2 separate regions of the Homo sapiens genome follow, and region 1 is linked to region 2. Evidence: read pairs that join two places in POLR2A ChIA-PET (ENCODE). Cell type or tissue: endothelial cell of umbilical vein. All regions are shown on one strand. Each heading gives the region's core, and the rest is flanking DNA. Links, peaks and the distances in the headings are about the cores only. Region 1 overlaps HTRA1 (HtrA serine peptidase 1). Region 2 overlaps PLEKHA1 (pleckstrin homology domain containing A1).

Region 1 (17,608 bases), core at 5,926-13,925, 81 kb before region 2:
TGGCAGTCAAAAGTCTTGAGTGTCCTATTCCAGCAGCCCAGAGTCCTCATCCGTCATCCACGGGAGAGTCTTTGAGGGAAACATGAAGTCCAGCTCATGCCTCTGCCTATGGGTCAATTTCTTCGGGAATCACTGTGATCATGATATCTTCATTACCCCTGCGGACCACCATGTTCAGGGTGCTTTCCCTTTTAATGACGTCGCTGACATCATTGGCGGAGACCACGGACTGTCCATTGATGCTGATTATGACGTCGTTTTCCTTGAGACCACCACTGCAACACAAAGGGAAACACAATGGCAATGTTTCGTGTTTCCATTCCTCCTGGTCTGACTTTACATGGACAGAGGCACAGCTTAGAACCTAAAAGCCCAGAGCAAACAGGATTGGACGGTGGCGAACTTAGAATAATTCAAACCATCAGTGGGTCAGGCACGGTGGCTCATGCCTGTAATCCCAGCACTTTGGGAGGCTGAGGCAGGTGGATCACCTGAGGTCAGGAGTTCAAGACCAGCCTGGCCAACATGGTGAAGCCCCGTCTCTACTAAAATTACAAAAAAAAAAAAAAAAAGAGCCAGGTTTGGTGGTGGGCACCTGTAATCCCAGCTACTCAGAGGCTGAGGCAAGAGATTCACTTGAACCCAGGAGGTGGAGGTTGCAGTGAGCCAAGATTGTGCCACTGCACTCCAGCCTGGGTGACAGAGTGGGATTCCATCTCAAAAAAAATAAAATAAAATAAAAAATAAACCATCGGTAGATTGGATTACTTTTTAAGGTTTTTTTTTTTAATAATGTTCTTTTTTCCCCACTCTTTTTTTTTTTTTTTTTTTTTTTTTGAGATGGGGTCTCAATTGTTGCCCAAGCTAGTCTCGAACTCCTGGGCTCAAGGGATCCTTCTGCTTCAGCCTCCTGAGTAGCTGGGATTACATGCATGTGCCAGGATGCTGGGCTCCTTTTGAGATTTTTAGGCTAAATCATCCATTGTGTCCACTGTAGAAATGCCTACTAACACTTGTGTGGCTTTATGACCCCAAGGAGATCAAAGGTCAAGATTGACCCCAAAGTGGGGAAGGATGTACCAGGTACTATCTGCCACGTAGTTGGCCAGATATCTGCCAGATAGTTGGCCACTATCTGGCCAACTTGCTTATAATGGGTATTGCAACTCAGAATGCAGTTCCTATAGGGGTGGGCGGAATGTTTCTGTTAAGAGGCACTTCCTTTGTGTGGTTGCCACTATAACTGTAGCTCTTATATAGCTCAGCGTCAAAACGCTGTCATGGTCCTTCATGGGCTAGCACAAGGGTCTGCAAACTTTTTCTGTAAAGGGCTCCATAGGAAATATTTTAGGCTTTGCAGTACATATGGTCTCTGTTGAAGCTACTCAACTCTGCTGTTCCAGCACAAAAGCCACCATAGATGTCATAAACCAAATTACAGTGGACACTGAAATTTGAATTTCATACAAATTTAACATGTCACAAAATACTATTCTTATTTCAGGATTTTTTCAACCATTTAAATGTTCTCATAAGTGGGAACTAAGCTACGAGGACACAAAGGCATAAGAATGATACAATGGACTCTGGGGACTCAAGGGGAAAGGCTGGGACAGGGATGAGGGATAAAAGACTACAAATTGGGTTCAGTGTACACTGCTTGGGTGATGGGTGCACCAAAACCTCACAAATCACCACCAAAGAACTTACTCATGTAACCAAATACCACCTGTTCCCCCAAAAACCTATGAAAATAAAAAATAAGTAAAAATAAAAATAAAATGCAAAAACTATTCTTAGCCCACAGCTCCATATAAAAGCAGGCAGTGGGCCAGATCCAGCCCCCAAGGCACATTTGCTGGTCCCTGGTCTCGCACTTTTCTCTGGATATTCCGCCAATACAGGTAACAAACCCTGATGGATGGTTGAGCTACTTCTTGTCATGTTACTTTGATATCACTTGGGTTATTTTTCTGGAGGTGTTGACAGGTATGGGCCTAATTGTCAGAGACATTCTGGAAGACTCCAGGAAGAGAAGGGTCCTGAAGCCTAGAAAAGGACCACCAAGTGAGGGCTTGGGGACACTGTTCCTGAAACCCTCTCTCTGGCCAGCCGGGCCATCTCAGAGACTCATTACGAGTCTGCTATTGCTCTGTCCATCTGGAGGGTCCTCGTGGAGCAAGGACTTTTGAAGACAGAAGGCACCCTCCTATGGATGAGTCCCGAGCCGAGCCAGGTCGGAAGGCCTGGCCAGCAGGAATGACAAGCAACGTCCGACCACGTCTGTCAAGGATCAACATAATCATCTGAGCCAGTAGAAAAGGAACAGCGCTCCCTCTTCCTGCTACCCCCACAGGAACAACAAGAATATTGGGAAAAGAGAAAACGACTCCAACTCACGCTTCTGCTGGGGTATCAGGAATTACTTCAATTATATACGCTCCTGAGATCACGTCTGGGAAGTCCCGGTGCCGGTCCTTCAGCTCTTTGGCTTTGCTGCTCCAGAGAAAAAGCACCCGTGTTAGTGTGAAGAAACACCAGGCCTTCCTCACGCAAAACTCAGCTCTCACCAGTTCCCGTCTTCTCCTTAGGTCTAAGGTAAAATTCCTCCAGGAATTCTGATCCTATTTTAAAATTAAAATTGCCTGTCTACCAGAGTCAAAGATTTACTTGGTAACAGCAAGGAAAGTGCTTTATTATTTATTTATTTTTTTTATTTATTTTTTTTTTTTTGAGACAGAGTCTTGCTCTGTCGCCCAGGCTGGAGTGCAGTGGTACGATCTCAGTTCACTGCAACCTACATATCCCGGGTTCAAGCAATTCTCCTGCCTCAGCCACCCGAGTAGCTGGGATTACAGGTGCCTGCCACCAAGCCCGGCTAATTTTTTATATTTTTAGTAGAAACAGGGTTTCACAAATTGGCCAGGCTGGTCTCGAACTCCTGGCCTCAAGTGATCTGCCCGCCTTGGCCTCCCAAAGTGCTGGGATTACAGATGTGAGCCACCGCACCCAGCCATCATCATTGTTATTATTTCTTAATTAATAGTAGCTATTACTAAGGAGTCAGTAAAGTACAGTGGTTGGCCTGGTTTGCAGCCCTAGCTCGGCCATTTGCTAGCTGTGTGACCTCGGACAGTTGCTTAACTTCTCTGTGCCTTCATTTCCTCACCTGCAAAATGGGGATAATAACAGTACCCTACAACATGAGTTGTGAGGATCAGATGAGATCATCCCAGTAAGGCACCTGGCCCAGTACGTGTGATACATAGTGGCTGGCATCACTGTGGCTGGTGACCCCTGCCACCACTCCCTGATCTGAGCCTGGCCACACATCAGAAGCACCTGCGCTGTCATCCCTATCCTGAAGAGGAGGAAACTGAGGCACTCAGGGGTCATATCGTTCCCAAGGTCACAAGGCAGGACATATCAGAGCAGGGACAGGAACCCAGGAAGCTGGGCACCAAGGGCTTACCATCTTTCCCTACACCTCGTAGTTCCAAAGGCAAACAACTGAGGGGACACTTTAACCTTGACAAATGGCTCCATCTTCTGGAGTGCTAAGAAAGGGACCACCATTCATAACATGTATCAAAATATATTAATACTTTCACAGTGAGTGAATCATTAATTCATCATAGTAATGAACACATTAATCTATCTGTTACTATATTCTAGTCTTTACCTACTTTACCTCTGACAGTTTTAGCCATGCCAGGTGAGTCTACTACCAGGACTCATGAGATTACACCAGAATTTTTCATCCAGTTTAGAACACCAGGATGCCATGAGCCTGCCAACCACAGGCCGCAATTCCACCAGCTCGGGGAAAACAAGCACATCAGTCATTCACTTCCCTGCGCTGGACCTGCCCTGGCATTCCTGGAGCCGCGGCCCACGAGCTGCAGAGCAACGAAAGCAGAGTGCCTAGAGCTGCGGGAGGGGCTTGGGGCCCTCCTGGAATGTGGGTTTCAACAGAATGTGGGGTAAGGAAGACGTGAGCCAGAGTGAATCAACAGCCCCACCACGCACACACTGTTCAGGCCTGCCTTCAAAGAGGAGGGCAGAACCTTCTACACCGGAGGGCCTGCTGCCAGTGAAGAAAACCAGCTCAGAATGCAAAAACACAGGTTAAAACCAAACAAAGGGGCCAAGGCTAATGACCTGTCCTCTTTCCCGATGCTACTTCATTATAAGCAGAAACTGAGACGTCTTAAGGCAGCATAAGGTTTCTCTTTCAGGGGTGCCCGTGAGCACCTTCTGAAGTTCAGGTTTATTAAAATTTAAGACACAGACACGCATCCTGTTTACCCACCTGGACGTGAGTGACATCATTCGGATACCAATATACTTCTTCTTGGTGATGGCTTTTCCTGGTGAGACAACAAAGGGACAGCAGAAGGTCAGCCCAGTTGGTGGGGGTGCTGGGGACACCAGGGGCCGGGGGCCCAATCCCCCAGGTTGCAGGAAGGGCCACAGAAGGGTACACTGAGGTTGCGGCTCAAATCCTGGTCTGGACCCCTCCCCTCTGGGGGACCTTGGGAAAGTCCCATTGTTTCAATTAATGGTCAGGTACCTGGGCATGACCCTTAATTCCTCATGGCCTCATCCTGACAGCTGGCCCTTCCCCAAGCTTGCTCTACCCCCCATATATATCTGGAATGTGACCCCTCTGTCCCACCTCCACTGCCACCACCCTTGTCTGAGACCCCAGCATGTCTCATCCAGATGGCTGGGAGAGCCCCTTAACCGGTCCCCAACTTCCAGCAACCCCTCCAGCAGACTCCCCGCAGCCATCAGAGTGTCCTTTCAGTGACATCAATCAGATCATAAACTTCCCTGTTCTTAAATGTCGTTAGGATGCAACCCAGGTCCCTCACCACGGCCTGCTGTGAGCCTGCTCGCCCGGCCTTGGCCTCTTTCCACCCCGGGGAACTCCATGCTGTCACTGTGCTCCGGCCCTCAGGCCACTTCAGGGGCCTTGTGCTCACTCAACTATGCTGAGTCCTCTGTCTTTCCTTCTGGAGTGTTCCCCCCACATCCCTGCCCGCTGGTTCCTCCTCACTCAGACCTCAGCTTGGAAGGCATTTCCTGGCCACACCATCTCCACCAGCTGCCCCTCCAGTCGCTCCCTTGACGGCCACCCTGATCCGTTTTCTTGGGAGCACTAATAGTATCTTATGTGTTTGATTATTTACTGTCAGCCTTCCCATCCCCCAACAGAACATAAAAGTCACACCGGCAAAGGCCCCTGTTGAGCCCCAGGCCCCAGTTGAGCTGTCCACTGCCAAGCTCCCTGCTTGACTTAGAGCAGATGGGGCAATAAACGTTTGCAGAATGATCTCCCTGAACCGTTTTCTCATCAGCAAAATGGGACTAGTAATTCCTAACTGATAGGGCAAAAGAATTAAGTGACATACATAAAGAAAGTGAAATAATGTACACAAGTCACCTAGGATCATGCCTGGTACATATTAGACTGACTCAAGTGACATTGCCATGATCAGAGGACAAAAATGGTGAAATGTCTGTGACCTTCTGCGAGGGATTTAGTAATGTGCATTCCCGTTCACTTCTGGATCAGAGACGGCTTGGCTAGTCCTAGGGGCTGCCGCTTTTCCCTTCCCCAAGTCCCAAAGGGCAGCTGAGCTTCAGGCCCCATCTCCGGAGTCCCCAGGGCTGTGTGGGCCTTGCCTACCTTTGGCCTGTCGGTCATGGGACTCCGTGAGGAACTTTTTAATCTTATCAGATGGGATTGCAAAGGAGATTCCAGCTGTCACTTTCAAAGTGTTAATTCCAATCACTTCACCGTCCTGAAAAGCAAGAAGGACACGGCTTACTGAATCGTGAAGCTTTACCGGCAGGTACACACCCAGAGAGAATATGCCTGAAAGAAGTCCCTGAGCTATTTCAGAGATCGAAGTGGGGAGATGCAAGGAGGGGATCCCCGTGGCAGCAGGGAGAGAGGCATCAGGACACCCAGGCAGCGCGAGCCACGCGCAGCTGTGGAAGAATCGCACATACTCCAGGTCGGCACTGGGTGCTCACCTCACGGTAAGCACAGATAGTTTCAAAATGCACGATATGATTTGCTCCTGTTTCACAAGGAATACGTTTCCAAAGGCTCAAACTCCTTTAGGTGGCTGCCCACACCTTCCTGCTTCTCCCATGTCTAATGATCTTAAGATGACTCTGCTGACTTCAGGGGGAAACAACCCTAGAGCTTAGGGCTGTCATGCTTCATTACCAGCAAAGCCATCTCCACTCCATCCCCAAGTGCTGCGCGGGGAGGCAGAGGACAGAGCTGGGAGCACAGCTGCCCCTCTGCTGGGAAGAGAAAGCTGCCAAGTGCACACTTCCCAGGAGTGCTGAGATGTCAGTACCTGATGCCAAGGCACCATCTAGGAGGTGCCATCACACTGGGCCTTGCTAAAGACAGCCCCTATAAATGGCCCCAGAGCTGCCCTCTATAAATGGCCCCAGAGCTGCCCTCTATAAATGGCCCCAGAGCTGCCCTCTAGCTCTGCTGGTCTGTGTTCTAAGGCTTCACTTTTTCTGCTCAAGTATTTAAGGGAAGACTTAAGTGATATCTTTGTGGGTGGGTAACTCCTCCTCATTCCAGCCAGGCCTTAAGGGAGGATTCCTGGCCAAGAGAAAATGTGTATGAGCCCAGCCAGCTCCTTCAGCAGCCCAGGAGATTTAATTTGGAGGAGGTGCTTTCGGTGACTGGCCAGCATTTTTAGTGACCTTCACCTTACTCCTGCATTGGCCCTGAATTTCACGGTGTTTACCTGTAACTCTGAGACACAAGTGTGTTCTCTGGCATAACATTTCCAACCCTCACCTCCGGCCTGCCTTACTCTTTCCAGAAAAGATCCGTAGGGTCATTTGCAAGCACGCAGTACATTTACAGAGCCATTTTAAAGGAATTTATAATACACTTTGGCAACCTTATGTTTGAAAAGACCCCCTGCCTCAAAAACAAACAAACAACAAACAAACAAACAAAAAACAGCGTATACATAGATAAAAACAAATGACCTAACATAGGTTTAAAAGACCTTACCAGGTTTACTAACGGGCCTCCCGAGTTTCCATACTGCAATTAAACAGAAATGAAAAGGTTACAAATCGTGTCATAACATGGTTCAATCTATGTCCCTGCCTGGTCGTTTCCTGAGCACGGTGCCTAGAGTGGGGGGCACGATTCTTCTCTGAGATTCATTCCCATTAACCTAATATTTTGCCGGAAAAAAATGACCTTAACAATTTTCAGAAAGTTTTAGAGGTGCCGTAAACAGGGAGATTTTCTCTCTGAAGCCCAGAAGCCAACTGCAATCACCCTAAAGCACCCAATACAACTTCTTCCTCCTGGGAGGAGGCTGGCTGTCCACCTGCTCCGGTGTCACCGTCCCCGCCATGTGACCCCTGCCATGCTGCTGGCACTAGAATCCACATGGCTTGGTCTAGTTCCATCCCTTCACGCAGACTACAACAAAGTCAGGGGCTAAGACCTATGCTGACTCCTCTCCCCCTGGCAAAACTCTGCCCCAATCCCCACCCGCAGAGGGACAGAGGCTCACGTTGATGATGGCGTCGGTCTGGATGTAGTCCATGTCTGAGTTGCGGAGCCCCAGCTCTTTGCCGCCTCGCTGGGTGGTGCTCACGATCCCGGTGGTGACTGTGTTTTGAAGGGAAAACGGGCTTCCGATGGCGACCACGAACTCTCCCGGCCGCAGCTCTGAGGAGCGGCCAAGCAGCAGGACAGGCAGCTTGCCCTGAAACCACAATGGCTGGCGTTGCTGAGTTGGTTTAATTTAACCAAATAGGTAAAGGCACAGATATCATGGAAAACCAAGCAGGGACAGTGACGGGCTATTTGGAAACACCAGGCCCGGTGGGGAACTGAGCTCACAACTAACATCCCTTTGCTGCGGGCAGGACTGGATTTCCCTCCCACCCGTAATCCACACATTGCAAGCCGTGCGGGAGCCAGTGAACACTGAAGCCACACACACACCAAGGAAACCGTGGGGAGGTAACTGGAGGCCAAGTCGGGGTCTCATCACATCTTGAAGCTATCAGCACAGACTCACTCTGAAACCTTGAGGCCAAGAGACAGAGGAAGACAACATGAATTTAGGGTTTGGGGTGAGACTGCTGGGGATGGCCCTAGAGAACCAAGCCCCAGGGAAGGATCCCAAGCTACAGGCAGTGAAACCTGCCCCGACTCATCATGTGCACATCCGTCCTGAGGCCTGGAATATTTGGGGTGCTCTGCGGGCAGGGAACTGTACTGACTCAGGTGCACGCCTATGCTGAGTACAGGGCCACACTGGTCAGGGGCAGGGATGGAGCATGGGGACAGCAAGACCGAATAGGTAGGCTGTCTCTCCTCTCCTGAAACGGCCCTCTGTCAGCCACCTGTGCTTCCTGGTCTGGGCAGGCTAATTGGCCAACTCCAGAAGCCCTGATCTCCAGCGTCCCACAAAGGCCAGGCAAAGCCAGGAGTCTCAAACAACTCTGCACAACAAAATGGAACAGAAGCCAGCTCCAGGGTCACCCAGGCCAAGGAGCTGGGGGGAACCACAGAAGGGCCTCCCTAGCTCTATCAGGGAAGGCATCGGGGCCCTTTCCCTCTCTGCCTTCCTCGGAGCCGAGCAGACCTCCCGAGTTCCTTCAGCCTTTATTCACTTAGAACGAGCAGCTGCCCTGAACAACATGGACCAGGCCCAGAAATCAGACAGCCACCCCAGCCCTCGTGGGAACTGCAACTCCAGAGCCTCACATTCGTCTATCTCAACAAAGAAAGAGCCAGGGGACCAGTGGGGTGGGGCAGGTGGAACCCAGGGGTTACTTGAGTCATCTCCTCCACCAGGGATGGAGCAGACACTAGCTGATGAGGTGGGGTGACCACCATGCCCATTTAACAGATGAGGAAACTGAGGGTCCAAGATTCTGGGTGACTCGAGACAGAGCAGGGTTTGAAACCTGGGACTGGGATCGGAAAAACAGACTCTCTCATCCACTACACAGTGCCACGCCACACCACAAATATCCCCCAACACACACCAAATAAGGAAGGTGCTGGGTGAGAAAGCTCACGAAGGGAGAAAGGGATATGAAGACAGAGTCCAAGACCTAAAACTGACTATACGAGACTGAGGAGGAGGAAGGTCCCTCAGATCACAGATACCAAGAGGACCAGGAGAGCACTGTCCATGGTCAAGAGCACACACCTGGGGCCAGGCTGCGTGATTTAGATGAGGGCCTGAGCTTATGACCACTCAGGTCCTCAGTTTTCTCATCTGGAAAATGGGACTAACGTACAGCTACCTCAATGGTCCACTGTGAGAATGAAGCAACTTAAGATCTGAACAGCTCTTTGAATACCCGCTGGCTCCTGTAAGCACCATCTAGGTGTTGGTTTTGCTGTGAGCATCTGGGCCTGTGCAAATCCAACAGCGGGAACCACCAAACACCTTTCCACAGCCAGCCCGTGTCACCCAGCCATGGTAAAGGTCTGCCCTGACAGTGGGTGACCCTTTCCCTGTGTGGCTGCCTGAGGCTGGAGCATGCAGGGCAGCTGCGGGGAGGTGCAGGCCTGCCGCATCTCTACTCAGCCCCATGCTCACTTCCCACACTCCTCAAGCTCATCAGCATCCAGCAGCACACCAGCGAGCTCAGCGCAGTGTGTTTACTCTGGGCCTGGGCCAGCAGCCCCTGCCAGGCATGACTTCAGCACTCATGGCGTGCAGGCGGGGCAGGAGGCAGGGCTGGGATGTGCACTAGGCCACACCAGGGGAGGTCCACCAGGGACACTGCCATCCCTTCAGGCCCTGGACTGGCTGGAAGACCAGGCCTTTGAGGCCTTCAGGGCTGGGCTTGCGACAGGTAAAGGGATGGGGTGGCACAGGTTAATGGAGCGGGGTGGCCTGGCTGCCCAAGGAGATAGACAGGAGGCAGGAGGTCAAACTCAACTCAGGAAGGGGGCCCAGCAGGCGTCTGCTTCACCACACATTGAAAACCCATCAGAAAGTTACGAGGCAGGGCTTGCTGTGGGGATCCTAATTCACATCTCACTCATCCCCTATTCTTACCACCCCTTGGCGCCTCCTAGAAAGGGAGGCAGGCCCAGGCTCTATGTCTCAGGAGACCTCAGAAGGCAGAGAGACTGAAAGGCAACTCTCCTTCCAGCTCTTCTTTTCCACCGTCTGAGCTCAGGCCTAGAGGATGCGGCAAGGAGACAAACACTTTTGGAGAAGCTGTGAGGCTGGGGCGGGGGAGCCCCCAGGCAGGGATGGAGGCTGCAGGCTGCTTGCCCATAGGCGCTACTCCCCATGCTCCCGGGGAGGGCCAGGCCTCCAGGGGACGCTGCCTGCTGCCGAAAATGGGGCCCAGAGCACCCCGTGGGCAAGCCTGGCTCAGTCACACTTGGGTGACCACATGGGCTTCGACAAGATGGACACCCGTGATGCAAACCCAGGCAGTCTGCCCAGGAACCAGTCCTCACCTGAACACAGACGAGGAAATGTGGCTACGTAAGTAGCCATTTAGGCAAAGGCTGCACCAATGGGCACCACCAGTGATCATCTCGTTTAGGTTTTCATCCACTCAGACATTTCCTAGCTCATGAAGGGCAACCCTAAGACAGAAAAAAGCAAGCAGACACATGCGGCGGAGTGGGGAGGGGTCTCACATTGTAAACCCTGGATTTCTGTGAAAGGAATAAGCTTTTGCCTGGCAGGTGACAAAGTATTCTCATGGCACCATTAGGAGTTGAGCTATATTTTCCCCCCATTTTAAAGATGTGGATACTGAGGCTTACAGATGATGGGCAGCCTGGCTAAACAAGAGAACAAGCTTCCCAGCTGTCAGACCCACACGCCCAGTACATGTTCATCCAGAATTCCAATCACAGGCAGAAATCTTTGCAAGGGAATGATGTCTGGCAGAGATGTTGACCAGGCCAGATTTATGGTGGTCCATGAGGTCAAGCTGCCTTTTGGGGGTCACGGCCCCAGCTCCCCACAGGAGCCACTGGCTGCAGGAGCATCGGGCACCTCAGCTCATTCCAAAGCCAGATGGGGCCTGTTCTCAGCCGTGAGCCTCACCTCGAGTCTGTCTACTCAGCAGCTATACCTCTGCTGGCCAAATTCCTACTCGGTAATTGAGCATTTAATTCCATAGCTGTCTAGACATCAGCTCCATGGGGGAATGTGGAAGAGATGCAGCACAGATATGGCTGGAAGTGCACAGCCACAGGCGCCGTGAAGCCCCGCGGGGCCCACGCACTCTGAGTCCAAGGCCTCTGCACTGCTGTCCCCAGGCTGGTTCCCGCGCCACCCACAGCAAAGCACCTCTGAGTCTCCCTTTAAAGCGGCACCGGCCACAGGCCGTCTTGAAGGTGGCAGCTCCTCTCCTTGGCCACTTCACCATCTCCCTGGAGCCCCACAGTAAGCCTAGAAGTAAACAGGGCAAACATCTGTCCCCCACTGACGGATGAAAAGGCCAGAGGGAAGAGGAGAAGAAAGAGGGCACGCGAGTCCCACTCCTCATGCCAGATCCTCACACTGCTGGGGGGAAAAGAAAATGCAAGTGTGGGCATGACTGCAGTGACGGGGCAAAAACAACCCATGCCTGCTCTCATAGAGCCCAGGCGGAGATCTCAGGTCCCCCTAAAAGATCTTGTAGCTCAAGTTTGGTGCAAAACCTTTGGGGACGACAGTCTTTCTGCAGTGAGCCCAGCACAGGCCAGTTCTCACAATCTCAGGAGCAGGAAGCCTGGGAGGCCAGAAGAAGAGAGGGGGCATCTAGAAGAAAAACGCCCACTGGCCCCCAGCCTGCAGGGACTCACAATGCTAAATAGTGTCCTCTTAACAGAGCCAGAAGTCTCTCAACAGAGGGACTTTAGGAAGACACAAATCCTCTAATGTCCTAGACGGCCATCCAGGTAGATGTAGAAACAGATCCAGTGAGGGTGTCAGAGTCCTGGCCATGGGCTCCAGGTCTCCCCACCATATCTATGTAAATTGCAAAGTCCTAGCCATAGGCAGGATGCTGACCAGGTAGTGGGAGTAATGCTAACACCTTGGAAGAGGCGGCCCACAGCATGATTAAAGATGGCTCTTAGTGTTCATGCATATTACAACCAACAGACAACAACAAGCAGCATCGTTTCACAAAACATTGCCTCCGTGAAAGAGAACTCTCTCAACAACCATTCAGTGAGTGTCTCCTATGAGCTTGGTGCAGGGAACATATGATTAAGAAAATCTGCCCTTGCCCTCTCGGCTTTTGTCTCATGGGCAGAGACACAAACAAGCCACCAGGACACAGAGCAGTAAGAAAACACAAAGTCCACCTCCCTCACCATGGGCAGCTCAGCCCAGAGTCTTCCATAAGGGCCAAACACAGACCAGCACTAAAAATAGTTTGTGTGTATCAATTAGGGTGTTTTCAACTGCAAGTGACAAAAAAAAAAAAAAAAAAAAAAAAAAAAAAAAACTCCAAATGGAGTATGTAGAGTAGATATCTGTCCAAGGGCTGGGTGGTACCAGGCTGATAACTCAAAGGCTCACAGACAGCATCAAGAACAAGGCTCCTTCCTTCCCTCCATCCAATCAACCTCAGCCTGTTCTCACAGCCACAAGACGGCCACCACCATTCCAGACATCACATCAAGACGTGACTGTGTCCATGACCATGCTGTGGAAGCATCTCTCCAGAAAAGCAAAGTCCCAAAAGCGCCCTGGCACCCTCCTCCTCGTAGGTCATCGGCAGTATCCAATCAAGCAGCGACCTCAGCACTCGTTGGAGGAGGGAACGTGGCTCCCCTGACTGCATTGGACCCTGCGAATTTGCCTGAGTCAGGAATGCGGTGGGGTCAGGGTTGGAACTAAAACAAACCCAGGGCTCTGCCAGCAGGGAAGGAAGTTGGAGGGTGGGCAACCATGAGTGTCATCCAAAGCCTGGGGAATATGGTTCATTTTAAGAGAGGATCCCAATACAAGCACCTAACAATGTTTAGAAAAGACTCTACAAGTCCATACTCCCTCATGCACATTTTTGTTTGTTTGTTTGCTTGTTTGTTTGTTTGTTTGGCAGGGTGGAGCAGGAGATGTCTGCTAATCTGCTTAAAAGGAAAGCAATGGTCACAGCAGTTCCATGGTGGTGACAGGCAGGTTCAGGTGATGGGAGCAGAATCTGGGCAAGGCAGGGAAATCACTCCCACGGCGCGTGTCCGGCATCTTCCCAGAGCTTCTCCCGCTCTGCCAGGTATGCAGCCTTCACGACCCACCACCCTGTGGATGGGCAGGATGGCTTCATAGCCGTTCTGCTGATGAGGGGACTGCAGGTCCCACAGCAGGTGGGGGTGGTACCGGGACTGGGACCCTCCCTGACCCCAACCTCCACTCCAGGTGTTCTTCTCACCAGCCTGCTCCCCACCTCCCAGATGCTCAGGGCACACAGAGGTCAGCGGGGAAACAGCTGCCCTTGTGCCCCGGATCACTCCACAGGGACAGGGGACCAGAGAGGGTATAACACAGAGCAGGGCAAAGGGGAAGTTTAGGAAGAACCCAAGCAGGGGCCCACCACGGGAAGGGAGGGGAGGTCTGTGCACGCAGCCTCGGTTTTGGGGGCACTATGTGTGGTGTGAGTTCCATAACTGAACCACAGATGAACCATAACTGCTGGAACTCCCCCAGGGCAGAAAAGTTGGGCCTGTGCTGAATGAGGCCCCCAGGTTGACAGCGCGCCTCAGGCTCATTCTCCAAGATCAACCAAGGTGGGGCAGAAGTGAAAACTTAGGCAAAACACCTATGTGTATATGCATACATGCACACACACGCACACACATTACCCCCTCAGGCTCCACGTATGCTGAGAGAACACTGTCCCAGACAGTAGGACATCTGGGCTGGGTCTTGGTCCTATATGAACTCAGTCTACAACCTTGAACCACTTGATTAGCTTCTCTGGATTGCGGTTTTAGCACCTCTAAAATTAGGGAGTTGAGCCCAGTGATCTCCAATGGTCATCTCAGCTCTGACAATTAGCTATTCTTTACGGAAAACCTGGTTGCTTTCCAAAAAATCCATTAGCAGACAATAGTTAAATGTAAGTAAGATCCAAACAGGCAACAGGGTCCCCAATAAATCCCCTTTTTCATACAACTCCCCAATGGGGTCAGATGATCCCCGCAAACTTATACTGCTGCAAGAGGAGGGGGCGTTCCTAGAATTCTCCAGATGCTGGCTTGGCCAGTAATCTTTCATAGAGGACTGTGAAAAGCAATGACCCATCGGTATTTCAGCTTCCTTCCATTCAGGGTTCTGCCTAGTAGCACTTGAGTGCTCATTCAATCTCATTCCCTGAAGCTTGGAGAAAAGAAAAATAAAAAAAAACCAATAACATCAAAACCAAAGAAAAAGTTGGCAACTCTTTTTCAACCTAATAAGCCAAGTCAATTACTTCTTTCTCTCCTTTGAAAATTACTAAGTGCTCTTGAGTTACAAAAATATTGTTGTTGCTGAATCTGCAGAATCCACTGCATCATTTCTGGAGGCTGGGACTTCTAGGCTGGTCCTGTGTTGGTTCAAGTTTGCTTCAAAGGCTAACATTGCAGCAACTGGCTGGGACTCAACTGAGTGATTCAATGTGCCTTCTGGAAACAGTTATGCTAACCTTTCATTTTCTTTAAAAAATATGCAATGGACAAAATAGCACATCCTCCATACCCAGCAAGAAACAGTGCTATAGAACTTGCATGTCTCCTAAGGAAAATCAAACCAGGCCGCAGAAGGGTTGTTTACGGGGGATGTCAGCATCCAAAGACTTGCTTGAGGGAGTGCGCCAAGCTGGGTAAGGAGGGAAGTGAGCACATGGGCAGGGGAGGAACTGTGAAAAAGGGCGGGTCAGCGGACTGTGGACTCAGATGAACCAAAGATTTGCTGACTTGAGCTACTAGGGGGCAGGACCAGCTACAAAATTAGCAGAGCCCAGTGCAAAATAAAAATGCAGGCTCCTTGTTCATAAAGCATACAGAAAGCACTGTTAAAGGTACTAAAATAGAAAGCTTTTTCCTTTCTTCCACATGCTGTCTCTCTCGACCTATCACAATGTTTTTGATTTGCTAGTTATTACTGTGGTTATTTATGGGACAGTGAGCGCAGACACTGGAGGCCTCACGACTTGGCATTGTGCCCACCAGCCCCTGGACCTCTGATTGTGCCCTGGCTAGGGGTGGGGAAGTCGAGCCAAGCATCTTCCCTAGGGTCCCACTCCTCCAACACATGGATAATGGATGACCCCAAGGACACTGCCGCTTCTGTGTCGGGTGCATTAGGTACCTGGATCAGGGTGGGAGTGGCTTGACCCTGCCCAGTAGCCCACAGAACAACCACGGTATCATCAGCCTGATCCCTGCACCACCAAGATGTTAAGCGGTGCCCAAGCTGGAACCTAGAACTGCCCTGTGCCTACATCCTTTCCAGGGATAGAGGGTAGCAATGACCCCTGCATAGAGACAGGGAAGGGAAGGTCAGATGGGGCTGGAGTTCTCAGGGGACCAGGGACTGGGGAGGCAGCAGGAGGAATCCAGCCTGAGCTAAAGCCCCAAGTTCCCTGAGCATGCTCCATTAGCTCATAGGGCTTTATTCACAAAAATACAAATTCAAAGATAAAATTAAAACAGCGAGCTCAGGGCACAGGGCCTGTGAGTACACGGGTCACATGCTCATGCAGCTGGCTGTTCCAGCTTCTCCAGACAGGGAGGTGGTGGACCAGGAATTCTCCAGATGCTGGCTTGGCCAGTAATCTTTCACAGAGGACTGTGAAAAGCAATGGCCCATTGATATTTCAGCTTCCATTCAGGGTTCTGAACAGCTTCAGAACCCTTCCGTTCAGGGTTCCATTCAGCTTCCGTTCAGGGTTCAGAACGGACAAGGCTGGGAGGTGGTGGACCAAGAGTGAGAAGCTTGGGATTTAGATTAGAGAAGGTGAAGGTTATCAGTGATCACAAAGTCAAGGGTGGTCGCAGTGAGCAGAAGAGCCAGGGCAGGAAGGATCTGCCAGATGGGCACTGAGATCACCGACATATACAGACTGAGAAGAACGGTGTGACCAAGTTGCCATCATGTTTCTCCAACTGACATGTGATTACTACTGTCTAGGGAGGGGAGTAGAGAAGGTAGAATGGACAGGAGGGCAGCAGGGTAGAAGGGGTTCAGGTGGGAGAGATCAGATAAATGGGGAGATGAAGGGAGAAAAAAGGAAAAAGAGAAGGAGAAGGAGAACAGAGGACAGTGTGCAAAAACAGAGAAAGAGAGAGCACACAAATGAAAAAAATGAAAAGACTTTCCTCCTCGGTGTTTATGAACACCATCAAAATATTTAGTCTCCTTTACACTATATCAGATGTTTGCCATTTCCAATATTCCCTTACTCTTCAGTGTTTAAACCACAAAATGTCAACAGTGCCACATGGGGGCCCGACAGCTAATGACTGTATATATTCGGGGCATCCAGAGGAGGAATAATATTGTCTTGGTCAAGTCTAACTTGCGTCTCCTCCATACATCAGCGCCTTTGATGCATCCCCTTTCATCCACCAACTTCAGAGTGGCTGATGCTGCTACAACAGCATGTGGCCATGGCAGATGCTCCAGAAATATTTACAAAATCAATGAATAAGTAAATAAATGAAAGAATGAACCAGCCAGGTCTTAAAACATCCATTGGGATATTAAAATTAGGTAATAACTGGGGTTAGCCAAGGCCTGGCATTTGGGTCTGGGTAACTGACTGGGTAACGGATGCAGCCTGCTTTTCAGCTGTCTATAGGCTATAAAGCTCAGGGCTCAGGGAGGCAAAGGGAACAGCTTGTATCTCCCGGCTGTCATGGTGGACAGGGGCTCAGTCCTACTCTATTTGGTGGGCCCAGCGAACAGCACACAGCAGCCTTTCAGCATCTGCTGAACTGCCCTGAAGGCACTCTGGCTCCTCATTACCCATAACCACATAGAGCTTCTTTGAGCCCCAAATGCAGGGAAGTTGCCCAGGATGTAGCATTCTTTTCAGATTTATTTTAAAATGTTTAAAACATGTATAACCTCTTCTATATAAGAATAATTTGATATGGTCAATGAACAAAGGGCCTTTTATAATAAGTTAATTAAATATATATTTATGACATAAAATGGGAACACAGGGAAGGCCAGTGGTTTCTGTGAGCTGCCTGGTAGATAAAGCAAAGAAGGAAATACCATGAGTCACATGTTCCCATTATCAGATTCTGGTGCTTTGTTTAACCAAAGGAACTGTTAATTCGCATGTTTATTAGGATAATTAGTCCTCAATTCACCAGAAGGTCTTATTTCTCTCTTGCCACAGAAAGAGATCTGGATGGCTTTAGGAAACCAGCTACGGAACTGCATCAATGCTGCTATGATTGAGAGGTGATCGTATCATTGTGAATCTTTGTGCTTTCAGACTCTTGGGAGACTGACTACTTAAGACACTGGAGCTTTCCAGAGTATGAGTAGGAACCCCAAAGAACCAGAACCAACAAGAAATGAGACAACACACAGAGAAACTAGCTAACCAGAAA
Region 2 (11,198 bases), core at 2,411-10,410:
CACAATGCTTCAGACAGATGATACTGAGATATTTTGGATTTTTCCTTTTTCTTTCTTTTTTAAAGAAATTATATTTAGTTTGGCCACTCCCTAGATTCTTGGTTTACCAGCTTATAAAGAGTACACCTAAGAGGCAGTATAATATACGCACTAAAAACCATTTCCCCCTTTATCATCTTTGGCTAGAAGCCTCATGAAAGGAAACTGAGGACGGCAGAGGCAGGCAGGCTCCGTGCGCTTCTGCCTCACACGTCACTGACCGGAAGGCTCGCATCGTCCAAGTCTACTAGGTCACAATCTTTTTCCTGAGGGCCATTTTTACTTTGAGGTCTTAACAGAGCTTGTTCAGTCACTTTGGAAGCTGGTTCTCTTGGAGAGACAGTCTGGACCTTGAAGTTCCCTGGCTTGACCTTGGCAAGAGACTCGTAAAATCCTCGCTTCTCCATGGTAAAGGTTGAGACCAAAGAGTTGCTGCGAGAGGCTGTGGAATGTGAGGTGGCGGTGGCTGCGTTGGTAGGACGGAAAGCGTGTTTGGATTCTGAAGGACCGGGGGGATGCTCCTGCAAAAAGGAGTGGCAGTCAGACACGGTCAGTCACTCATGACCAGGTTAGTAACTCAGTGTGAGACTTGATTCTCTGAAAAACAAATAAAACACACACACACACACACACACACACACACACACACAAAGGCAGCAGCAGAAGCCATGCAGCATAAATGTGCAAGTTCTTTCCCAAAGCAACGCGTTTTTAGAGGTGAGTTTAAAGCAATGATAGCCAAAAACCATTTCCACTAGGAAACCAGTTCCGTCACCAAAGCTGAATTTGGCAGCCTATGACACTTTGAAGATTCAGCCAACCTAAACTGAAATACAGTGTTCCAGCTGCAACTGAACTGTGTTTAAAAGAGAACCTCCCAGCTGTATCATTTTATTTAAGAGTATATTCTCAGTCAACACTAGGAATTATCCCACATATTTTAGAATGAAAAAAATTAAAATATAGACTATAACAATGAAAGGCCATATTTCTTTAATAAGCACGAATCATCTTTCAAACATTATTCTGCTGATAAGACTTAGTTTTTACTTCCCTGAATTTCACTGCAACCAATAATAGCACAGTCTTTTCATTTTTTACTTAATTTTAGTTCTGAATAGGTCATATATTCATATGGCTTAATATTTTAAAGGTAACAAAGGGTACACATTTATCACATTTTAAACTGTGGTGAAATAATTAGTAGTTGAGAATGTTAATTTCAATATGCTTCTAACTAGATCAAATCTGAAAATATCCTTAAATATGACCATTCTAAATACATTGCTATATACTAGTATATTATATTCATTTATGATACCAGTGGCTTTGAAATCAAAGTGCTACAAATTACCAAAACACTACAGAGTCCTATTAGATGGCTAAATTTCAGAGATTTTTAAATGCCATGCAAACTATAGTAATGTACAGTTTATCCAATGCATATGCATGCATTAGTTTGCATATATTATTAGAACAATGGTGCATTTCGTAAGTATTGTATCTTAAAAATTTTTAAATACATAATATAAAATTGAAACTCTTGCAGCAGTTGAGTATATTAATTTTTATATGTTAATGTCTCTTTCTGTTAGTAAAGTTGTATGTTTTATTTTTTATTTTTAAATACACATATCCAACCTGATGACTACAGTGAAACAGTTTGCGTTAGTATTGACAAAATCAGTTATGATAACTGCAAAAGGCAGTTTGGTTAACTCAACTTTCTATGATCAGTTGTAAGTAGTAAGTCTGGGCCCTCCACTAAGAAGGCACGTTTGCGTGAGAGCCCACATACGTGCTGCATTCACCAGCTCTTGATGTATACCTCTGTATACAAGGGTTCGACAGCCTTCTGGCCTGCCGCATCTGGAACACAGTGCAAAGCTAAGATTAGAGTTAACCTATACTGGGTAGAGGGAGGAAAAGAGAAAGTTGTGCTGACAGTCATAGCTAGATAGTCCAATCTGCCCCCACCACAAAGCACAAAACACAAACATCCTTCTCCAACTTTTCCTCTTCCCAACAGACACTGTTTTTGCAGAGAGTCTCATACTTGACTGCTGAAAAAGTCACATAAAATACAGGCAGTTACAAAATGAACATCTATGAAAGTGACTTCTTAGATATTTCAAAAAGGATATAAAGAGAGAATGACTTAACAACTAAGAAATCAGAAACATTGATTTCTATTTATTTATCTGTAGTTATCACTACCAGAAAACTAATAAAAGGCGGTATTATAATACTATCAGAAAAAAATATTAAAAGTGTAAGTAACTAGCATATATGTCATAGTAAATCTAGATAATAAAGGCTATCATGCTACATATGAGACTACTTTCCGCAGATGGCAGTGTTACATTTTAAGATACTTTAAATTTTCAGACCTGAGATCAGTGGCCAAAGTATTCCAAATGCAAATCTAATTCTTATGTACTTGAACACAAGAAAAATCTTTTAAAAAAATATTTCTGAGCAGAATGTTTAGTTGTATTTCAATTTTATTATCATACTACCACAAAGATAATTATGGTAGTTTTCAGAAGCAGGCTGTTAAAGCAGGTTTTAAAATGAGAATTAAAACATGAAATGGAAACACTGGGAGCACTGAACTGTATTTAAGGCCCCAGCTGCTCAGTGATCTGATGGCATGGTTAAGCCAAAGGTAAAAAACAAAACAAAACCAAAAAACCTGAACTGAAATCAGAGGAAGTAAAGAGGAAATTGAGACGTTCACAAAACTGTGTAACGCTACAACTAAAAGTCTTACATGATCCTGATCACACACCATACTAAGAATCTGTCAGATTATGCCAAATCTAGAGCTACTGACAAGTAAGAACTCCTAAAACAAAGCAAGGAAATGTTTATTCTTTAGTTGCCCTACTTGTGCATTTAACACAATACAATGCACAGAAAGTTATGTATACATAATACTACAAGGAAGCATTAAATTAGAAATGCATTATTTTTTGCAAGTCCAATTGGTATAAAAGTCAACATGCAAATAAATCTCAAGAAAGAAAGAAACCGGATGGATTGGGAGAGAGGAAATTTGATAGGATGGGGGAGACGCAAGGGAGTATCACCCCAGAGAGCAGGAAACCTACAGAAGACGCAGATCTGCCGGGACCCCGCTGTGCTACAATGGCGCCAGAGACTGCTTTAATCCAACTGTGCATCTCTTCAGGGCTATCAGCCTAAAGGAAAAAAGAACTCATTCAAACAATTTTTTCTCAAAATCACCTACTTCTATACAGCCAATGTATTTATTTTGATAACTTAAAATACTGTCATCAACAAAATCACTCTAAGGCAACTGTTTCCAAAAAATTTAGAAATCATTTTTTTAAAGCCAGGTTTTGCTAGGTCTTAACTACACAGAGACATAAATTGAGCACTTCAATGTCAAGATCAGACCCATCAACAGGCGTCAATAATGAATACCTCCAGACAGAAAACAAGGAGAGGAGGAAGTCCAAGAAAAACCCTTCTTATTTCACTCTACCTACTGCTACACTGTCTGAATCTGCTACAAGAATATTTATGTAGTTGTGTAATTTTTAAAAATTCTGACATTCTTTTACATATTTTTCTGGAAATAATTTCTAGTAGTACCCTAAATCCTACAATAAGTATTGACAGATACGTCTGGCTTTCAATGTGAATTTTAAACCTTACTATGAAATTAATCCAATTAAATAAGGCCCCAATCGGGGTGCAGAGATACTGCCTCTTGTTTCTAGATTCTAGAATCCCTTACACTTCTAGAATCTAGAAATATGAAAAAGTTTAAAATGCAGAATATTTTTGAATAAGTAATATTAACAAAGACTAAAAAAAAAAAAAAATACAAGTAGCCAAAGGTAGAGTATACTTCATTCATTACTAATGGAAATACAATTCTAGAAATCAATTTGACAAAATAGAAAGGGTCATGCTCTGATAGTTAATCTCGATCTAGAAACTTACCCTAAAGAAATCAGGCAAAGTAATGCACAAAGATGTTTTTCATCATTTTATTACAGTAAATGTACAAAAACTATGCACATGAACAGAGTAACACAGACACAATACAGCAACAGAGTAATACAGACACAATTTACTGGTGGAACATCAATGGAGTATGGTGCAGTTCTAAAAGGTTTTCAGATAATTTTTAATGACATGGGAAAAAAATAACAATATATGAAACAAATAGGATATAACACTATATTTAGTATGACCCCACCTATTATAAAAATATATACCTTAAGAAAGGGAGCAAAATCATAAGAATGGTTGCCTCAATGTGGGACTGAATGTTTTATAAGCCACATTTTTCTGAAATCTTTCTATATTTTCCAAGTTTTCTGGAATAAGCATATTTAACTTCAATAAAACAAAAACAAATCATCCCTTTTTGATTTTTTTTTTTTTTTTTTTTTTGAGACAGGGTCTCTGTCACCCAGGCTGGAGTGCAGTAACACGATCTCAGCTCACTGTAACCACCTCCTGGGTTCAAGCGATTCTCGTGCCTCAGCCTCCCAAGTTGCTAGGATTACAAGCCTGCACACCACCACGGCTGGCTAATGTTTGTATTTTTAGTAGAGATGGGGTTTTGCCATGTTGCCCAGGCTGGTCTCGAACTCCTGGACTCAAGCGATGTGCCTGCCTTGGCCTCCCAAAGTGCTGGGATTACAGGTGTGAGCCAACACAGCCGGCCCAAATCTTTTTTTAAAATTTTCCATTTAAATAATTCAATGAAGTATGCAAAAAGTACAATTTAAACTTAAATACAGGATGCCTACTATTAGTGAAACTATATAAATCTACTGTCTACTTTTACTATGGGTTTTTTTAATAAGGTTACCAAAAAATGATATAATAGAAAAATCAAAATTCTAAAACATGTGCAAAAATAATCCAACTTGAAAGTACACACTTAACATCTAAATTAAAAGCATTTCCCTTTCTCTAAATACTTAGTTCTAGTTCACTAATTCATAACAAATACTCCCACTTCCTGAACATATAACCCCACCAATAACTCTATATACAGTACCCTTTTATTAAGCTGGTGAATTACAGTTGTCATATTTTTTTAACCTCAAGTGCAACAAGCTTGTTTATGTTTATTTCACCTCTAATATTATTAATTTCTTTTTAGGAGGATCTATTAATTGCCAAATAAGCATCTTACCTGCACATAGAAAGTTCGAGACGTTGTTACAATTTCAAAGAGGTTGTCCCTCATCATTATGTCGCTGTATGAAAAAAAAATCCAATTATACTTAAATAGCAGTTGTTTGAGTTTCTCTTTCATTTGTTTACCCAGTACCCAGTATGCGTCAATAAATAAATGAGGTAAAGCACTGATTTAGCAAACCCAAATTATCTTTTCCCATTTATTTTAATGTAAGATTTTACATATTTCATGTAGTTTCACTTTTAGAAAAAGTTCACAAAGCAACTTTAAAGTTCAGAGTTTTTAGTAATCAGTTTGGTGAAACACTGTCACAGCTAACACATTTTCTTGTGAAGCTCTATTCTACTGCATCTTTTAAACACTTAATACATCAATTTGTCAAATCTGATGGCCTAACCATAAGTTGTTCACATTAAATTTATTCCTTTCCATTAGTAAGCTGTTTCTGTATTTTTAGTTTTCAAAGAAACAAATAAACGATTCTTTCCTAATTTTTAGTTTTCAAATGAACAAAGTAGTTCAATACTTTACTCTGAGGGTTTTGAAAATTCTAGTGTATCTCAACTATAAAGAGTTAAAAATAACTACAATTAATATGGAAAAATGTAATCTGTAAGTACATTACTCAAACTAAGGCACTATTCTGTGTTTATAACTTGTGCCAGGCATCAAGTCAGAGCGGTTCCTTACCTTTGCTTACATTCCTGGACTTTATGAACCTCTTTAAGTGGTATTACACGAAGAGGTTCCTTTTCCTGGCAAAAAAAAAAAAAAAAAAAAAACAGTTACATGATGTTTATTCTTAAAATCCTTTCAAAGGTTAGCTGTCTTATTTGAAGACCCATGTGAAAATCACACTTCTTTTCTGAAGCACATCTCAGAAATAAATCTACCTTCTTAAACCATCCAGCATCTGAATAGCTCAAACACTATAACCTTATATACACTGTTGTTTGAAACAAGAAAAACTGCATACGGCCCTTATTCACATTATTTCTGGCCTTAAGGGCAGTGTAACTAATTAAAAGCTATTAGCCATCAGACTTTCCCCGACGGACCCACGTACCAGTATGCACAGCATCTCCTTTTCTGGAATGTCACTTTGATATACAAGGCAGCAGAGCAAGTGCACATCCTGCTTCTTTGACTTAAATTTGTGATTTTACAAATATCACTTTTATATAAATACAAAATTGAATGTTTACTAAGTGCTGAGACATCTGCTAGCTTTTAAATGTTTTATCTCACACTTTCCCCAACCCTACAACACATGTACTACTATTCATGTGCTGAAACTGCAGATTAGACATGTTAAGTATCTCACCCAAGGTTACAAAGTAGATATAAGATACAAATATAAAACTGGTTCCTAATAGCATATTTCTAGTATACATTCCATAAAATACAATATACATATTTCATTGAATATGACAGCGTGAGATTAAGACATACCATTACTTTATGTAGCACCAAAAATAAAACTAAACCATGACAGAGTGTTGTTGTTTTTTTTGTTTTTTTTTTTTTTGAGATGGAGTTTCGCTCTTGTTGCCCAGGCTAGAGTGCAATGGTACGATCTTGGCTCACTGCAACCTCCGCCTCCTGGGTTCAAGGCAATTCTCCTGCCTCAGCCTCCCAAGTAGCTGAAATTACAGGCGCCTGCCACCACGCCCAGCTAATTTTTGTACTTTTAGTAGAGATGGGGTTTTACCATGTTGGCTAGGCTGGTCTCAAACTCCTGACCTCTGGTGATCTGCCCACCTTGGCCTCCCAAAATGCTAGGATTACAGGCGTGAGCCACCACGCCCAGCTGGGAGTGCTTTTTTAAAAAAAAAAAAAAAAATCATAGATCTTTTTTAAAAAGTTTTACAAAATAGTTTAATTTTGAAATAATTTCACACTTAATAAGAGACTGAGAAAAACAGTACAAAGAATTTCTGCATAACCTACACCTTGTTTTCTAAACTGTTGATATTTTACATTTGCTTTATCATTATCTGTTTATGTTTATATATGTGTGTGACAGAGTATATGTATATATATAGATTCCTGAAATGCTTGAAGGTTAAGTTGTAAATATGATGTACCTTTACTAAACGCTTCAGTGTGTATTTCCTAAAACATGGATGTGCTCTTGCATAACCACAGTGCAATTATGAAAACTGGAAACTCAACACTGATGCAATACTATAATCTACAGACCATCTTCAGATTTCATTAATTGCCCTACCTGTATTCTTTACAGCACAAAAACCATTTTCTGATCCAGAGTTAAATCCAGGATCATACCATGTATGTAGCTGTCATGTCGCCTTTAACTGTGGAATAGTTCTTCATTCGTTTTTCAGAGTTTAAAGAAGTGCAGGCCAGTTATTTTTGTAGAACACCTCCCAGTCTGGGTTTGCCTGTTATTCGTGCTGAGATTCAGTTTATACACTTTTGACAGGAAGCCACAGACATGACACTGTTCTTCTCAGTGGACCACTATTAGGAGGTACACACCCGATGGTGGCTTGTCCTGTCACTGGTGTGTTAACCCTGATCTGTTGCTTAAGGTCATGTTTGCCAGTAGCTGTAAAATTACTTTTTCCCTTTGTCACTGTTAAGTATCTTGTGGGGAGATACCTGGAACCTATAGTAATACCAGGTTTCCCATCATAATTTTGCAACTAGTTTTATCAAACCCTGAAAACTCCTGCCTGAAACCATTACTAGTGGCTGCCAAATGGTGATTTTTCTAACCCCATCAATCCATCTACATATATTAAATAGAATTTTACTCTAAGGAAATATTTTTCCTTCTCCATTTATTTATTTATGACTCATTTTTATTCTATGGGTTATATTCCATTACTATCATTACTTATTTTGTTGTTTAAATTGTCTGCATTTTGGTCAGCTCCTTCAAGGTAATTTCTGTGTCCTTTTGACATGTTCCATTCATTCTCTGAGCCACTTCCTTATCCTCTGGCACAACTTCACTTTCTGAGCTCAGCTTGTACTTTATCTGCCCCAGCTCTGAAATCAGTCACATCACCAAGGGTTCCTGATTCCTTTTGTTTACAGAATGGCATTTACAGTTGCTTTTGGGCAGGGTGGGTGGGGATTTGCCAATCTCTTAACTCAGCCACAACCTTCTCATGACAGATGAGAATATTTCATTGCAGTTTTAATTTGCATTTCTCTAATTATCAGTGATGCTGAATTTTTTTAAATATTTTAAGACCTATTTTAATTTTTAAATGAATTGCCTATTCATGTCTTTTGTTCATTTGCCTACCAGGTATTTTCCCCTCCATTTTCTCTCTTTTTTTAATCTTTGAAACAAACACGAATTTATACAAGGATTGAAAATACAGCATAAAGAACTGATTTTCCTGAACCATTTCAGAGTGAGTTGCTGACCTGTCCCACACTACCCCTGAATACTTTTCCTACATTCTCTTACATAATCACAATACAATCATCAGAATCAGAAAACTGTGCCCAAAATGTCTTTTATTAGAGCAAAAGAATTCAGTTCAGAAGCACGAATACCATCTGCTTGTCAAATATTTTCTTTCCCTCAGTCTGGAACAGTTCCTCATTATTCCTTGACTTTCATAATCTTCACTCTATGAAGATTGCAAGGTAGTTATTTTGTAGAATGTCCCTCATTTGGGTGTGCCTCATGATGGGATTCTGATTACATACCTTGGGCAGGGATTTCACAGAAGTGATGCTGTCTTCGTCTTCCACTATCCTGTCAGGTGATTTCAATTTACCTCATTACCAATGACATTCACTTTAATCATCTGACCACCTGAGTAAAGTGGTATCTGCCAGGTTTCCTCACTGTAATGTTATTCTTTTCCCCCTTGTACAACACTTAATACCTATTTTAGTAGACAGGTACTTTGAAACTATGTAAATATTTCATTCCTCATCATACATACAGATATACATCCATTCACCAAAAAGTATTGTTTCTCTGACAAGATTTGGCTTCTATTATCCTTAATATAGTTCTTGATTTTATCAATCAGTGTGTATGTGACCATTCTCCCATCTCTGCCACCACCCCTCCCCATGTGGATGCCCTTCTCTCCCTACTCCGCGTGGGGCTAACCCCCCAAGAGGACAGCCTCCTTGTCCTGCGTGGGCTCTGACACCCACACAAAGCTACACTGGTTCCTCTTGGATGCCTATGTTGCTTTGCCTCACCTAATAAATTAGAGTCTGAGTCATTTCAGATTGATGGAAGGAAAAGAGAGCAAAGTAGGTGAGGAAAAATCCCCTCAGTTTTTAAGATTCCTTGTAAGTTTTATCTCTAATACATGTTGCAAATATTTTCACCAATTTTTCGGCTGTGCACTTAAGTCTTTTATACTTATTTTTAAAATTTTTAAATGATCTTTTAGAGATACACACTGAGATATTTACAGATGAAATGGGAGACATCTAGGATTTGCCTCAAAATATGAAGCAGGAAGTGGGTGGTGAAACAGAAGAAACAAGACAAGCTGAGCCATGTGTTAACAATTATGACATCTAGGTGATGGGTATATGCAGGTTCCATGTATTATTTCTATCTACTAAAAGGGTATGTTTACACTTTTCCATGATGAAAAGGTTTTATAAAAGAGCCCATTTACACTTTAAACATTTTTATCATATATTATTCTTGAGCATATATAAAAAAGAAAAATATAGACAAGATAAACTGGTTATAGTTTTTAAGATTTCACATTCAGATTCCAGATCTTCTGAATCACTTTTTGACTTGGAGCCACCAATGTCCATATTTTTCACTCCAAGCCATTCTTTGTGCCAAAAAGAGTGTTGGTGATGCAGTATTTAAGAATGTTTCATGGTGTCCCTGAGATTTCCTCCCAAGCTGCCAGCACCCTTTTCTGCACATGCTGATGCCGGTGTCTTCTGGATTTTACCCAAAGGTACTGTGCATATGGCAAGCAGTCAACTACAGCACAGCTGCAGCCTGGCTGCCCCTCGTCCTTAGCAACTCTAAGACATACTGCTAAGATTTCAGAAATGTTAAAACTGGGGGAGGGGGAGCTGAAACAAGAACTATTACAGAAATACTAAGTTTTGAAAACCTGTATGCTGGGCATTATTCTGTGAAATTTGAGAGGAAGAACAAAGAACTACCATAGGAGATAAACTATACTCCGTAAAATTAGGAAAACTTAAGTATAGTTATAATTACTGACCTTTAAAGGTTTTCAGCTTTATCTGCAATTTCTAAATACTAAAAATATTCCTAATTATTAAAACTACTGTTGATGATGGGGGCACACGTCAATTTCCCCACCAAAACTGAACTCCTGAAGGCCAGAGAACTTTGCTAATTATTCTCTTTTATTTTCAGTTCCCAGAACAGTGCACCAGGTTCATGGAGAGCTCAATGAATGTCTGCTGCATGAATGACTCTTCCCGGGAGTATTGGCTTTAAATAAAATCTATGAGACAACCTGCTAACCAAGCACAAGGATAGCCTCCTGAGACAACAAGGCAGGTACTTTCTGAACCAAGTAACTACTACTTCCAGTTGAGGCTCTTAAGCTTTGAGAAAGCCCCATACTAAAATGGCATTTCTTGCTATGCTATGCCATTTTTCATTCATTCAAAGACACTTATTGTCTATCAAGTGCCAGGCCCTGTGATCATAAAAGACTACAAGAGTCTTTACCCTTAAGAAGCTCATTTAATTTAGTTGCAAAGACAAGAATGCACGTGATTGCAAAACTCTGGGAAGAGCATTATGATACAAGTATGCATAGGGTACCACAGGGCATATAAAGAGAAGACACTTAACCCAGAGTCTAAAAGCTTCCCAGAAGAGCTGACTCCTGAGGTGAATCTTAAAATATCCCCTTCCTATACACTAGTGCTCTGCTGGCCAATACAGTGGCCATTGTGTGTAATGATGTAAATATAAATTAATTAAAATGAAATTAAGTCAGTTCCT

Evidence for each region. Peaks named below come from ENCODE experiments on the same cell type or tissue, not always from the same donor. Only the 100,000 strongest peaks of a DNase experiment are listed, where the experiment ranks them.
Region 1: POLR2A ChIA-PET joins it to region 2 with 5 read pairs; 3 of 35 experiments call an interaction of 5 or more read pairs at or near these places.

The regions. Positions count from the first base shown.
Region 1 is chr10:122,496,858-122,514,465 of GRCh38, reverse strand. It overlaps HTRA1 (HtrA serine peptidase 1), which reads right to left. Exons shown (of 9, transcript NM_002775.5): 4 at 7,581-7,775; 5 at 7,064-7,096; 6 at 5,696-5,810; 7 at 4,313-4,370; 8 at 2,401-2,496; 9 at 1-275. The coding sequence ends at 107. Among named protein-coding and RNA genes, the nearest start is that of HTRA1, 44 kb to the right of the region's middle. RefSeq lists an enhancer at 9,284-9,783. In endothelial cell of umbilical vein, for the core only: no CTCF peak of the experiment used is centred there; a DNase peak (open chromatin) is centred at 9,705; H3K27ac peaks cover 506 bases.
Region 2 is chr10:122,418,986-122,430,183 of GRCh38, reverse strand. It overlaps PLEKHA1 (pleckstrin homology domain containing A1), which reads right to left. Exons shown (of 12, transcript NM_001001974.4): 9 at 5,921-5,985; 10 at 5,225-5,288; 11 at 3,153-3,242; 12 at 1-560. The coding sequence ends at 246. Among named protein-coding and RNA genes, the nearest start is that of MIR3941, 7.6 kb to the right of the region's middle. In endothelial cell of umbilical vein, for the core only: no CTCF peak of the experiment used is centred there; no DNase peak of the experiment used is centred there.